Linked DNA regions of Homo sapiens: all the other regions are linked to region 2. A link is a contact called in ENCODE Hi-C or POLR2A ChIA-PET data. All regions are on one chromosome and are shown on one strand. Each heading gives the region's core, a stretch centred on a gene start or an enhancer-like site at or near the end of the contact. The rest is flanking DNA. Distances are from core to core; before and after follow the strand shown. Region 1 overlaps LOC124903679 (a long non-coding RNA gene). Region 2 holds the start of TUFM (Tu translation elongation factor, mitochondrial). Region 3 holds the start of ZNF768 (zinc finger protein 768).

Region 1 (4,241 bases), core at 1,134-3,633, 2.0 Mb before region 2:
CTAATGTTATACAGAGTTCTTGATACCTAAAGCATAATTCATAAAAGGAAAAAGTGACACATTGAACTTAATCCAAATTTAAAACTTTCTGAAACATAGGCTGAGGCACCAGAATCACTTGAGCCCGGGAGGTGGAGGTTGCAGTGAGCTAAGATCACTCCACTGCACTCTAGCCTGGGCAACACAGCGAGACCCTGTCTCAAAAGAAAAAAAACCCCACAACTTTCTGAAACAGCTTTATTGAGATATAATTCACATACCATATAATTCACCCATCTAAAGTGCACAATTCAATGGGTTTTTGTTTACTATATTAACTTTTTTTTTTTTTAGATGGAGTCTTGCTCTGTCGCCCAGGCTGGAGTGCAGTGGCACAATCTCGGCTCACTGCAAGCTCCACCTCCCAGGTTCACGCCATTCTCCTGCCTCAGCCTCCCAAGTAGCTGAGACTACAGGAGTCCACCACCATGCCGGCTAATTTTTTTGTATTTTTAGTAGAGACAGGGTTTCACCGTGTTAGCCAGGATGGTCTCAATCTCCTGACCTTGTGATTCGCCCGCCTCGGCCTCCCAAAGTGCTGGGATTACAGGCGTGAGCCACCGTGCCCGGCTAATTTTTTTTTTTAATGGAGTTTCACTCTTGTTGCCCAGGCTGGAGTGCAATGGCACGATCTCAGCTCACCACAACCAATGACTCCTGGGTTCAAGCCATTCTCCTGCCTCAGCTTCCCGAGTAGCTGGGATTACAGGTGTGCACCACCACACCCAGCTAATTTTTGTATTTTAGTAAAGACGGGTTTTCTCCATGTTGGTCAGGCTCGTCTTGAACTCCCAACCTCAGGTGATCTGCCTGCCTCAGCCTCCCAAAGTGCTGGGATTACAGGCATGAGCCACCATGCCTGGCCTACTATATTATTACTTTTTAAAAACTGTGATAAAACCGGTCAAGCATGGTGTCTCATGCCGGTAATCCCAGCACTTTGGGAGGCTGAGGCAGGCAGATCACTTGAGCTCAGGAGTTTGAAACCAGCCTGGGCAATGTGGCAAAACCCCATCTCTAAAACACAAGCAAACAAACAAAAATTAGCCAAGCGTGGGCCAGGCGTGGTGGCTCATGCTTGTAATCCCAGCACTTTGAGAGGCCGAGGCAGGCGGATCACCTGAGGTGAGTTTGAGACCAGCCTGGCCAACATGGCGAAAACCTATCTCTACTAAAAACACAAAAATTAGGCCAGGTGTGGTGGCTCACACCTGTAATCCCAGCACTTTGGGAGGCCAAGGCGGGCGGATCACCTGAGGTCAAGAGTTCGAGACCAGACTGACCAACATGGAGAAACCCCGTCTCTACTAAAAATACAAAAATTAGCTGGTGTGATGGCACATGCCTGTAATCCCAGCTACTCGGGAGGCTGAGGCAGAAGAATCGCTTGAACCCAGGAGGCGGAGGTTGTGGTGAGTTGAAATCGCGCCACTGCACTCCAGCCTGGGCAACAAGAGCAAAATTCCATCTCAAAACAAAAAAAGAAGTGTAACTAACAACATCAGGTGGTGGGACTCGGACATTTTTGGACCCCCCATACCTTCACCCACACCTCGGAGAGCAGATGTTTTGAATTGGAAACATCGAATTTTCAGTCCACCTAGAGTAAGCCCTTTGTCGGCTCAGCTTCTTGAACGTATGCATTTCATGCTCACCACATCCAAACTGTAAGGCTCCATCCAACCAACCAACCAAAATCCCTGTCCTGGACGGGAGCGGTGGCTCCCGCCGGTAATCCCAGCACTTTGGGAGGCCGAGGCGGGCGGATCACTTTAGACCATCTTGGCCAGCATGATGAAACCCCATATCTACTACAAATGCAAAATTTAGCTGGGTGTGGCGGTGCACACCTGTACAGCTACTTGGGAGGCTGAGTTGGGAGAATCGCTTGAACCCGGGAGGCAGAGGCTTCAGTGAGCAGATCATACTACACTGCAGCGTGGGTGATTAAGTCAGACTCTGTGAAAAGAAAGAAAAAGAAAGGAAAGAAAGAAAGGGAAGGAGGGAAGGAGGGAGGGAAGGAAGGAAGGAAAAAACCTCCCTGTCCTTTTGGCCCTGAAGGGACCTTCGCTTTCCAAAGGGCTATGGCAAGAAGGGTGGGTCGCAGCCACGTCACCGGCGGGAGGGTCGGCAAGGACGGTTGCTAGGTCGCCGCACAGCTTCCGCCGCGGAGAGAACCAAAGGACTGGGAGGAGAAGTGAACGCCCGCCCCATCCACGGTGCGGCCTGGGATTGGCTCACCGTTGTAAAGCCATGCCCCCAACCCGGGCAGCGCCGCGGCCACCCGCCCGGTTCCGAAACGGACCAGCAGGGGGCGGCCTGCACGTCCTGGCCGTGGCTCCTGCCCGTGGAGGCGACCCCAGCGGCCCAGACAACTAAGACCCGTGTTGCGTAATCTCCCCGGCCCCGCCCAGGGAGAGGTGCCTCTGCCCCCGGGGACCCTGGCGAACGCACGTTCCCCTGTTGATCATTCAGGCTGCACTGTGGACCCGGAAGTCTGGGTCCAGATCCAGCGAATTCGGAGAATCCTCAGCGGCCCCTCGTCTAAGCCGCAGCAAAAAAAGGGATTGGACTCACTGGACCACCTCCAAGGAGCCTGTCCAGTCTGACAGGCCCTATTTCTCATGGAAGACCCTGGGCTTCTCTGGCCTGAAGTTGAGAGCTGGCCCTGGCTCTGGCATTCCCTCTCTGAGTGGCCTTGGGCAAGTTATAGCCTATTTCTGAGCTTGTTTCCTCATCCTATTGTTAAGTCCTATGAGGGTTAGATGTCCTCAAAGGTCCCTTCCAGTTCTTAGCCATGAAACAGACTTGATAACATGTGGAAATCTCTGACATGTTAAATCTCTGACACGTAAATCTCTGACATGTTATGCTATTTAGCCACCTTCACCTTCTTTTCTTTTTTTTTGAGACTGAGTCTCGCTCTGTCGCCCAGGGTGGATTGCAGTGGTGCGATCTCAGCTCACTGCAACCTCCACCTCATGGGTTCAAGCGATTCTCCTGCCTCAGCCTCCTGAGTAGCTGGAATTATAGGCATGCACCACCACATCCAGCTAATTTTTGTATTTTTAGTAGAGACGGTGTTTCACCGCGTTGGTCAGGCTGGTCTTGAACTCCTGACTTCAGGTATCCACCCACCTCGGCCTCCCAAAGTGCTGGGATTACAGGCATGAGCCACTGTGCCTGGCCCTCTTTTCTTTTTTTTTTAATACAGGGTCTCACTCTGTCGCCCAGGCTGGAGTGCAGTGGCACAATCCTAGTTGGCTGCAGCCTCCAACTCCTGGGCTCAAGCAATCCTCCCGCCTCAGCCTCCCAAGTAGCTGGAACCACAGGCACACACCACAATGCCCGGCTTTTTTTTTTGGAGAGACGGGGTCTCACTATGGTGCCCAGCCCCACCTTCACTTTCTGTACACAAAAATTCTAGAAAAGGAGGGGAAAGGCTGGGTTGGCACCTAAAAATAAAATAGGGACTGTCAACAGATCCCTGAAAGAGTGCCTGCCTGCACTAAGGGGATGATGCTGGAGAGGATAATGGAATGTCCATTGTACTCTAACCCCCTCATTTTGCAGATGAGGAAACTTTGACAGCAGCTAAGTCACATTAGGAGGAAAAACCCAGGTTTTCTGATTTCATAATCAGTTCCTTTACAAAGTGTTAGGAAATAGAAGGCATAAATATGTTAAAACAGAGAAAGAAAATTATCCACAGGAATAAAAGCAAACAATTTAATTTGTAGCACTTCCCACTTTGGTGTACTTAGGATTTCTATCCTGCCTACATTCGTGGTGACTTACAAAGCAAAAATAGAGCAATAAAAAATAAAACAGAAGTGAGTTATCTCTCTCTTCTGCTTTTTCATCTATCACCACTGCCCCATTGTCCCCTCCAGAAGAGCTTCTAACCCCTACCCTAATGTTCCAAACTGACCTTTGTAATCTTTTTTTTTTTTTTTTTTTTTGAGGCAGTCCCAGCTACTCAGGATGCTGAGGGGGTGAAAATTGCTTGAGCCCAGGAGTTTGAGACCAGCTTGGGCAACACAGCAAAACTCCATCCAGCACTTTGGGAGGCCGAGGCAGGTGGATCACTTGAGGCCAGGAGTTGGAAACCAGCCTGGTCAACATGGTGAAACCCCATCTTTACTAAAAATACAAAAAATTTGTCAGGCGCAGTGGCTCATGCCTATAATCCCAGCACTTTG
Region 2 (4,195 bases), core at 1,688-4,187:
ATCTCTACAAAAAATACAAAAATTAGCCAGGTGTGGTGGTGTATGCTTGTAATCCCAGCTATTTGGGAGGCTGAGGTAGATTGAGCTTGGGAGGCTGAAGCTGCAGTGAGCTGTGACTGCCCTACTATGCTCCAGCCTAGGAGACCCAGCAAGGCTCTGTCAAAAAAACAAAAACAAAATCTGTTTATACTACACATGATACCAGCCTTTCCTAAGCAGAACTGATTAACTGGAGGGCCAGGAAGAGAGAAGTCTTAGCAAGTTCCTCACTTTATCTGAGCAGTAAAATGAGAGTTAAATTATAGTACAGTCTGGCTGGGCATGGTGGCTCACACCTATAATCCCAGCATTTTGGGAGGCCAAGGTGGGTGGATCACTTGAGGTCAGGAGTTCAAGACCAGCCTGGCCAATATGGTGAAACCCCGTCTCTATTAAAAATACAAAAATTAGCTGGGCGTGGTGGCAGGCGCCTGTAATCCCAGCTACTCGGGAGGCTGAGGCAGGAGAATCGCTTGAACCTGGGAGATGGAGGTTGCAGTGAGCCGAGATCGTGTCACTGCACTCCAGCTGGGCAACAGAGTGTGACTCTGTCTCAAAAAAAAAAAAAAAAAAAAAAGGACAGTGCGGTGTGCACACTTTTTGGGGTTTAGTGGTGGTGGATTCCTTAATCACCCTGACCGTCAGTTTTCACACCTGCAAAATGGAGGAAATAATAGTTCCTACTACCCAGGGTAGCACTGGGAGCGCTGATTGTGAAACAATAGGAATGCCTGAACATCATAAAGCTCTAGTTCAGAGTTTCCTAAACTCCTCTGAGTTTTCATTTGAAAAAAAATTTTTTTTTTTGGAGACGGAGTCTCGCTGTGTCGCCCAGGGTGGAGTGCAGTGGCACCATCTCAGCTCACTGCAAGCTCCGCCTCCCGGGTGCAAACAATTATCCTGCCTCAGCCTCCTGAGTAGCTGGTACTACAGGTGCACACTGCCACGCCCAGCTAATTTTTTGTATTTTAGTAGAGACAGAGTTTCACCGTGTTGCCCAGGCTGTTCTCGAACTCCTGAACTCAAGCAATCCACCCGCCCGGCCTCCCAAAGTGCTAGGATTACAGGTGTGAGCCACCACGCCTGGCCAAAATATTTTTATAGAGATGGGGTCTTTCTTGGCTGAGCGTGGTAGCTCACGCCTGTAGTCCCAGCACTTTGGGAGGCCACAATGGGCGGATCACTTGAGGTCTGGAGTTCGAGAGCCGTCTGGCCAACGAGGTGAAACCCCATCTGTACTAAAAATACTAAAATTAGCCAGGCGTGGTGGCACATGCCTGTAGTCCCAGCTACTCAGGAGGCTGAGGTGGGAGAATTGCTTCAACCCAGGAGGTGGAGGTTGCAGTGAGCCGAGATCGCCCCATTGCACTCCAGCCTGGGCGACAGAGTGAGACTCTGTCTCCAAAAAAAAAAAAAAAAAAAAAAAAAAGATGGGGTCTTTCTCTGTCACTCACGGTGGGGTGCAGTGTCATGATCATACCTCACCACAGCCTTGAACTCCTGAGCTCAGGCGATCCTCCTGCCTCGGCCTCCTGAGTAGGAGGGGCTATAGCTGCATGCTACTGTGCCTGGCTAATTTTAAATTTTTTTTTGTAGAGATAGGGTCTCCTAATCTGCCCAGGCTGGTCTTGAACTCCTGGCTTCAAACCGTCCTCCCACCTCAGCCTCCCAAACTGCTGGGACTATAGGCTGGCACTATAGCCACCGTGCCCAGCCTCTTCTCAGTTTTAGAAGAGTGTTTGTTATATAGCTTCCCAGTCTGTGCATAGACCCCACGGAATCATAACCTCCAGGGGAGGAATTAGGGAATCTATTTGAAACAAACACTGTCCACTGAGTCTCAGGATCTGATGAGTTCCGAAACATTAGCCAGGGTTAAGCAGCCATAATTAACACTTTGGAGTGCCCTGTGGAAGCTGCCATGAGATGATGGATGTGAAAGTTAAGGGACATTGACTACCCTTGCACCCATTCATTCAACATTCACTGCATGCTCCACCCTGTTAGGTGCTGGGGACACCGACAGATTAAAGGAGACTCAGGCTCCCCTTAAAGGCTCCCCTAGCTGGCTCCTCATCCTTGGCTCCTCATCTGCAAAATTAGATGGGTGGGGCGATGCCCAACGGAACTGCTCCTTAGGCTGCTGAGGGACTACAGGGGTGGGCAGCGAAGCTGTCTGTCTTGTGGGCTCTGGCCCTGTGAGGTCTAGCAGTACAGGGTCCCCGCAAGCTGCCTGACCTCACAGGGCCCAACACTGACTCCTACCCAGTTCATCTCCTCTCAGGGCTAGATGTCAGGCTCTCCCTATGAAGTGGATACTACTATTCCCATTTTACAGATTAGAAAACAAAGTCTCAGCGAAGAGGGAGGTCACACTTCACCCCATCCCCGAAAGGCGTCCAGGACCTGGTCCCCTACCTCCAGCTGCGGCAGAGGCGGCCAGATATCTCGCAAGACCCGCGTAGCGAGTCGGACTCCGGGGGACTCGGGGTCTCTCTCTGCCGGGCCCAGGAGGAGGTTCCTGAGCAGTCGGAGCCGCAGCTGCCTCCCGGAGCCCGAGCCCCTCCCTCCGGGTCCGGCCTAGCCCGCCTGACTCCCACTCTGATCACCTCCACAGCCCGCCGACCTGAGAACTACTACGCCCATGAGCCTTCGCGGCGCCGGTGATTTAGGGGACGCTCCTCAGTGCCCCCTGCGACCGCCAGAGAGAACTACGTTGCCCCTCAGCCCGAGAGGCGCGAGTGGTGGAAAACCTCTCCATCATACTCCGCCCTCGAGACACCAGCCCCCTCCATGACGTCTTCAGCCGCGCGCCCGACGTCGGCTGAGACGGCCATAGACACTGGCGGCTAGAGGGGCCCGGACTTGCCCTCCCAGCTCTAACTTCCGCCGGAAGTGCCTTCCAGCCGCAGGCGCCCTTCTTCTTCTGTGCGCTCGGGCTCCTGGTCCCGGCTCCCCGGTTACCGGGGCGCGAGTATGACCACAATGGCGGCCGCCACCCTGCTGCGCGCGACGCCCCACTTCAGCGGTGAGTGGTCAGGGAGGGCGATGGCGGCCCAGGAACACTTTGGGGGAGTGGTAGGTGGCTGGGTTCGGTCTGACCCCTTCCCTGCCTGACTCCAAGCTTCGGTCCCGGCAGGTCTCGCCGCCGGCCGGACCTTCCTGCTGCAGGGTCTGTTGCGGCTGCTGAAAGCCCCGGCATTGCCTCTCTTGTGCCGCGGCCTGGCCGTGGAGGCCAAGAAGACTTACGTGCGCGACAAGCCACATGTGAATGTGGGTACCATCGGCCATGTGGACCACGGGAAGACCACGCTGACTGCAGCCATCACGAAGAGTGAGTGGGGTTGGGGCGTCCAGCAGCGCCCTATCTACTGATGGGACCTGGAGCCAGGGAGGCAAGGCCAGCAGAGTGTCTGCTGGAGGAGTTTACTGTGGCCCCAAGAGCCCGAATTTGTGCGACAGGTGGATTGGGAGATGCAAGAGACAAATTTCTCCTGAACAGGAAGAACTTTGTGATCCACCAATGGCTTGGGGATCACAAAGTCGTGGGGAATGCTCTGCAAGCAGAGGCTGTACCCTAAAGAAGTCACAGGGCAGACCCTTAAGGCCCTCTAACATTTCTTTCTGACCCACAGTTCTCTCTGCTGGAAGAGTTAGAGATTGGAGGAGGTTATGTATTTAGGTGGGAGGGTTCAGGGGCGTGGTCTAAGCTCTGCCTCTAGCACTGGAACTTTAGCTGAGAGGTGTGTTCTTTTCCTCCTTTAGTTCTAGCTGAGGGAGGTGGGGCTAAGTTCAAGAAGTACGAGGAGATTGACAATGCCCCGGAGGAGCGAGCTCGGGGTATCACCATCAATGCGGCTCATGTGGAGTATAGCACTGCCGCCCGCCACTACGCCCACACAGACTGCCCGGGTCATGCAGATTATGTTAAGGTGAGGGTTGCTGGGACACTGGAGACAGGGCCAGAAGCTGCCTCTTGTCAGGATAAATGTTAGGCTTGTGGGGAGGAGATTAAGATATTCAGTGTTTGGGTATGAGATGGCAGGTTTGTGGTCTTGGCCACGCAGAATGGGTGGTGAGGAGATGGTAGAGAAAGGTGGGCCTGAGTTTCTAACTGCTACACTTGGCTATATGGATGTGAACTGAAGAGCTCGTT
Region 3 (4,044 bases), core at 446-2,945, 1.7 Mb before region 2:
TATTTAGATAGTTTCTCTCCACTTTTTACCACTTGGCATTCTTCAAGTTCTTGTTCTCACCTCTTTTCAGGAAGGAGAGGCCATCCTTCCTCCCAAACATTCTCTTCCCTTCATTTGTCTGGGTAGGCGACAAGAAAACACGATCCATGGCTCCTGCTCACACAGGGGCATCGGGCTCGTTAACTGTCAAGAACGCTGCCAAACTTGTTTCAGCACGAAGCGTAGAAAAAAAAGACAAGAACTGGATGATATTAAGTTGTCTGTCCAGGCTCACTTCCTCAATTCAAAGCTGCGCCCGAGGCAGTGTTTCTCAGGTTCCCTTCCTCTGCAAGACTCCATTCGAGTCAGACAAGACTGGAGAGTTGTTAGATGCCTCGAAGGCCAGATGGTTCTCTCAGTCCAATTCTCCTTTGTATCACCCTCACCTGGAAGGAATCCTGCCTCCCTGTGAGGAAATCTAACAACAGGGACTAAGGCTGCCAGGGATTGAGTTAAACTCAGGCGCTGGGGAAGGTGGAGGGGAGAGGCAAGGGGTGTGAGGCTGACGAGGAGGAAGGGTGTCTGTCCTCAGATCTTCTGGCTTTCATAAAACATAATGGAGGCTAAGTGGGGGCGGGAAAAGTTTTGATGGCACAGGCCGGGCTGGAGGGGAGATGCCTGGCACCTCCCTCCCACTACCTCCTGAAGGCGCTTCTGGCCGACAGGGGAGGCGGACCCGACCACAGCACTCCCGGCCAATCAGGAAGGCGCCTGGCGTTCCCTGGCGACCATTAACGCCCAGCCGTCCGCGGGGTTGGAGGAGGCGGGGCGGCTAGAGCACGAGCCCCATCGGCCAACCGCCGGGCTTCCTGGGGCGGAGAAGCTGTGCCTCTGGGAGCCGGGGCGGGGCTGTCTCCTTGGCAACTATCCTAGCCCTCGAGGAGGGAGGAGGGAGGAGGAGGATCAGGGGAGCCGAGCTGGGTGGGGGCCGGAGGAACGGGAGCGGGCGCGCGCAGGTGCCGGGGAGCGGAGTTCCTGGAGGGGGTCCCAGGCTCAAGGACCTCGGCGAGGCCAAGGGGAGTCCGTCCCGGTTCCCGAGGCGCTGCCGGAGCTGACCCGGAGGCCCGGGAGGGGAGGGAGCGAGACACCGCCCCCGCTGGCGCCGGGAAGCGTCGCTCCTTCTCGCTGACCTTGGTCTCGCTTGTCGCCTCGCCCTTGGCCACACGCACCGACGACGCGGGGCCCGGGAGATGGACAGACGGGCCTCTGGAGGGACGGAGACCTAGAACATAGGCACACACACTGCCCCGGTAGCCCCGCGGGCTCCGGGGCGTCCGGTCCTCACCCACCCCGTGGCCGGGCCCCTCCAGCCCAGGGTTAATGCCAACGAGTTTCCACCTCCAGCGGCTCCTAGAGAGGCCGCGGCGCGAGCCGGCGGGGGGACCTGGCCGCGGACGGACACTTCCTGTGCGGGGGAGGGTGGGGGGGTGCTGGGCGGCCGTTGGACAGTGCAGCCCAGCCCGGGGCCGGGGTCCAGAAGGTGGGGGCTCGGGCGGGAGCGGGGGCCGGGGGCCGCCGGGGTAGTCGCGAAGCCCCTCATCCCCGAGGCCGCGACGCGCGGGGGCCAGTGAGGGCCACGGGGAGGCCGAGACCTTGGGAGGGGGCGGGGCCGCGGGCAGGGGAGGGGCCCGGCGCGCTGGAGAGGCGCGGGGTCAAGACGTCCGGCCTCGGGGGCCCGGGCTGGGCCGCCGAGTCCCCTGGGCGGCGCTGAGCGGGCGGGAGGCGGGGGCCCGCGGCTCGGGGCAACCGAGGCCGGGTCGCGGGATCGGCCGCCATCGCCGCCGCCGCTGCACTGGGAGCCCGCGGGGATGGAGCGGGAGGCGTTGCCGTGGGGCCTCGAGCCCCAGGATGTGCAGAGTTCTGACGAAATGAGGAGCCCCGAAGGGTACCTCAGAGGTGAGGAGGGAGCGCCCGTCCGAGGAGTGGACTTGCGCGCAGGAGAAGGGGCTGTGGCTCCAGGGAGGGAGCGAGGGCCCGGGGCTGGGACACCTGGGACTCGAAGGAGGGGCCGGCGGGGACTGGGGTGTCTTGGGTCAGCTGAGGGGGGCGTGGGAATTTCAGCACTTGTCTAGGGGCCAGCGACCCTGCATGTGAGGTGGGAGGTGTGTGGTTGCTAATGGACCAAATGACCTTCCAGGTCTCACACGATCTGGATTCTCTCATCCTGCAGGCAACATGAGTGAGAATGAGGAAGAGGAAATTTCTCAGCAAGAAGGCAGTGGGGACTATGAAGTCGAAGAGATACCATTTGGGCTTGAACCCCAGAGCCCTGGGTTTGAGCCACAAAGCCCAGAGTTTGAACCCCAAAGCCCCAGATTTGAGCCTGAAAGCCCGGGGTTTGAGTCCCGAAGCCCTGGGCTTGTGCCCCCAAGCCCTGAGTTTGCACCCAGAAGCCCTGAATCAGATTCTCAGAGCCCTGAGTTTGAATCCCAGAGCCCTAGGTATGAACCCCAAAGCCCTGGCTATGAACCTCGGAGCCCCGGGTATGAACCCCGGAGCCCTGGCTATGAATCTGAGAGCTCTAGATATGAATCCCAGAACACTGAGCTCAAAACCCAAAGCCCAGAATTTGAAGCTCAAAGTTCCAAATTCCAGGAAGGTGCGGAGATGCTTCTGAACCCCGAGGAAAAGAGTCCTTTGAATATCTCCGTAGGAGTTCACCCCCTGGACTCCTTCACTCAGGGGTTTGGGGAGCAGCCCACAGGGGACCTGCCCATAGGGCCACCTTTTGAGATGCCCACAGGGGCCCTGCTGTCTACACCGCAGTTTGAGATGCTTCAGAATCCCCTGGGTCTCACAGGAGCCCTTCGAGGTCCAGGTCGGCGGGGTGGCCGGGCCAGGGGTGGGCAGGGCCCTCGGCCTAACATCTGTGGCATCTGCGGGAAGAGCTTCGGGCGGGGCTCCACCCTGATCCAGCACCAGCGCATCCACACCGGTGAGAAGCCCTACAAATGTGAGGTCTGCAGCAAGGCCTTCTCCCAGAGCTCTGACCTCATCAAACACCAGCGCACCCACACTGGCGAGCGGCCCTACAAATGTCCCCGTTGCGGCAAGGCCTTCGCCGACAGCTCTTACCTGCTTCGCCACCAGCGCACTCACTCTGGCCAGAAGCCCTACAAGTGCCCACATTGTGGCAAGGCCTTCGGCGACAGCTCCTACCTCCTGCGACACCAGCGCACCCACAGCCACGAGCGGCCCTACAGCTGCACCGAGTGCGGCAAGTGCTATAGCCAGAACTCGTCCCTGCGCAGCCATCAGAGGGTGCACACCGGTCAGAGGCCCTTCAGCTGTGGCATCTGCGGCAAGAGCTTCTCCCAGCGGTCGGCCCTTATCCCCCATGCCCGCAGCCACGCCCGGGAGAAGCCCTTCAAGTGCCCTGAGTGCGGCAAGCGCTTTGGCCAGAGCTCGGTGCTGGCCATCCACGCCCGCACCCACCTGCCAGGCCGCACCTACAGCTGCCCCGACTGCGGCAAGACCTTCAATCGCTCCTCCACTCTCATCCAGCACCAGCGCTCCCACACGGGCGAGCGGCCCTACAGGTGCGCCGTGTGCGGCAAGGGCTTCTGCCGCTCCTCCACGCTTCTGCAGCATCACCGGGTCCACAGTGGCGAGCGGCCTTACAAGTGCGATGACTGCGGAAAGGCCTTCTCCCAGAGCTCCGACCTCATCCGCCACCAGCGGACCCACGCGGCGGGCCGGCGCTGACCTGGGGCCCCAGCAGGGGTGGGAGGTGTGGGCAGAAGATAAGGGGCCAGGGAGCTAGAGGAACCTTTAGGGAGGATAGTGGAGAAGCCGCAGGAGAATGGAGGAGCTGAGGATGCTGGAAGAAGAGAACCAGGGTGGAGGAAGTGACATGCCCTGGAGACTTGTGGGAAGTGGGTTGGAGGGAGGCCAGGCCGGCAGCGGGAGGCCCTGGGAGAAATGGAGAGAGGTCAGCGGAGGGCTGGCCTCAGCCGCGGCTCCTTGGTGGGTGCCTGGCTTGGCAACTGCTAGAGCAGGGAGGGG

The links. A loop is a pair of places that touch in the nucleus more often than their neighbours do. ChIA-PET counts read pairs that join two places held with the same protein, here RNA polymerase II (POLR2A). Pooled maps may share reads with other maps.
Region 1: a pooled map shows a loop between it and region 2 (8-fold over the local background). The contact joins the enhancer-like site here to the promoter of TUFM in region 2. A Hi-C loop is called at or near these places in 2 of 50 pooled maps. POLR2A ChIA-PET finds 5 or more read pairs at or near these places in 2 of 52 experiments (GM10248 and WTC11).
Region 3: a loop to region 2 is called in a pooled map, with 16 times the contacts of the local background. The contact joins the promoter of ZNF768 here to the promoter of TUFM in region 2. A Hi-C loop is called at or near these places in 3 of 37 single-sample maps with no recorded cell type and 5 of 50 pooled maps. POLR2A ChIA-PET finds 5 or more read pairs at or near these places in 1 of 52 experiments (activated T-cell).

The regions. Positions count from the first base shown.
Region 1 is chr16:30,812,558-30,816,798 of GRCh38, reverse strand. All of the region lies in intron 1 of LOC124903679 (a long non-coding RNA gene), which reads right to left. Among named protein-coding and RNA genes, the nearest start is that of ZNF629, 27 kb to the right of the region's middle. RefSeq lists a silencer at 2,175-2,504 and enhancers at 2,525-2,674, 2,545-3,099, 3,100-3,655. Within about 2 kb of position 2,383, at least 30 of the 41 ENCODE cell types and tissues checked have a DNase peak (open chromatin) inside an H3K27ac peak, as active enhancers do.
Region 2 is chr16:28,845,090-28,849,284 of GRCh38, reverse strand. TUFM (Tu translation elongation factor, mitochondrial) reads left to right here and starts at 2,937. Exons shown (of 10, transcript NM_003321.5): 1 at 2,937-3,067; 2 at 3,179-3,373; 3 at 3,805-3,971. The coding sequence starts at 3,016. It also overlaps a transcript of SH2B1 not described here. RefSeq lists an enhancer at 2,586-3,075.
Region 3 is chr16:30,524,217-30,528,260 of GRCh38, reverse strand. It overlaps ZNF768 (zinc finger protein 768), which reads left to right and starts at 1,695. Exons shown (of 2, transcript NM_024671.4): 1 at 1,695-1,935; 2 at 2,210-4,044. The coding sequence starts at 1,848. The coding sequence ends at 3,744. RefSeq lists enhancers at 310-609, 2,190-2,249 and silencers at 680-1,509, 1,600-1,919, 1,940-1,989.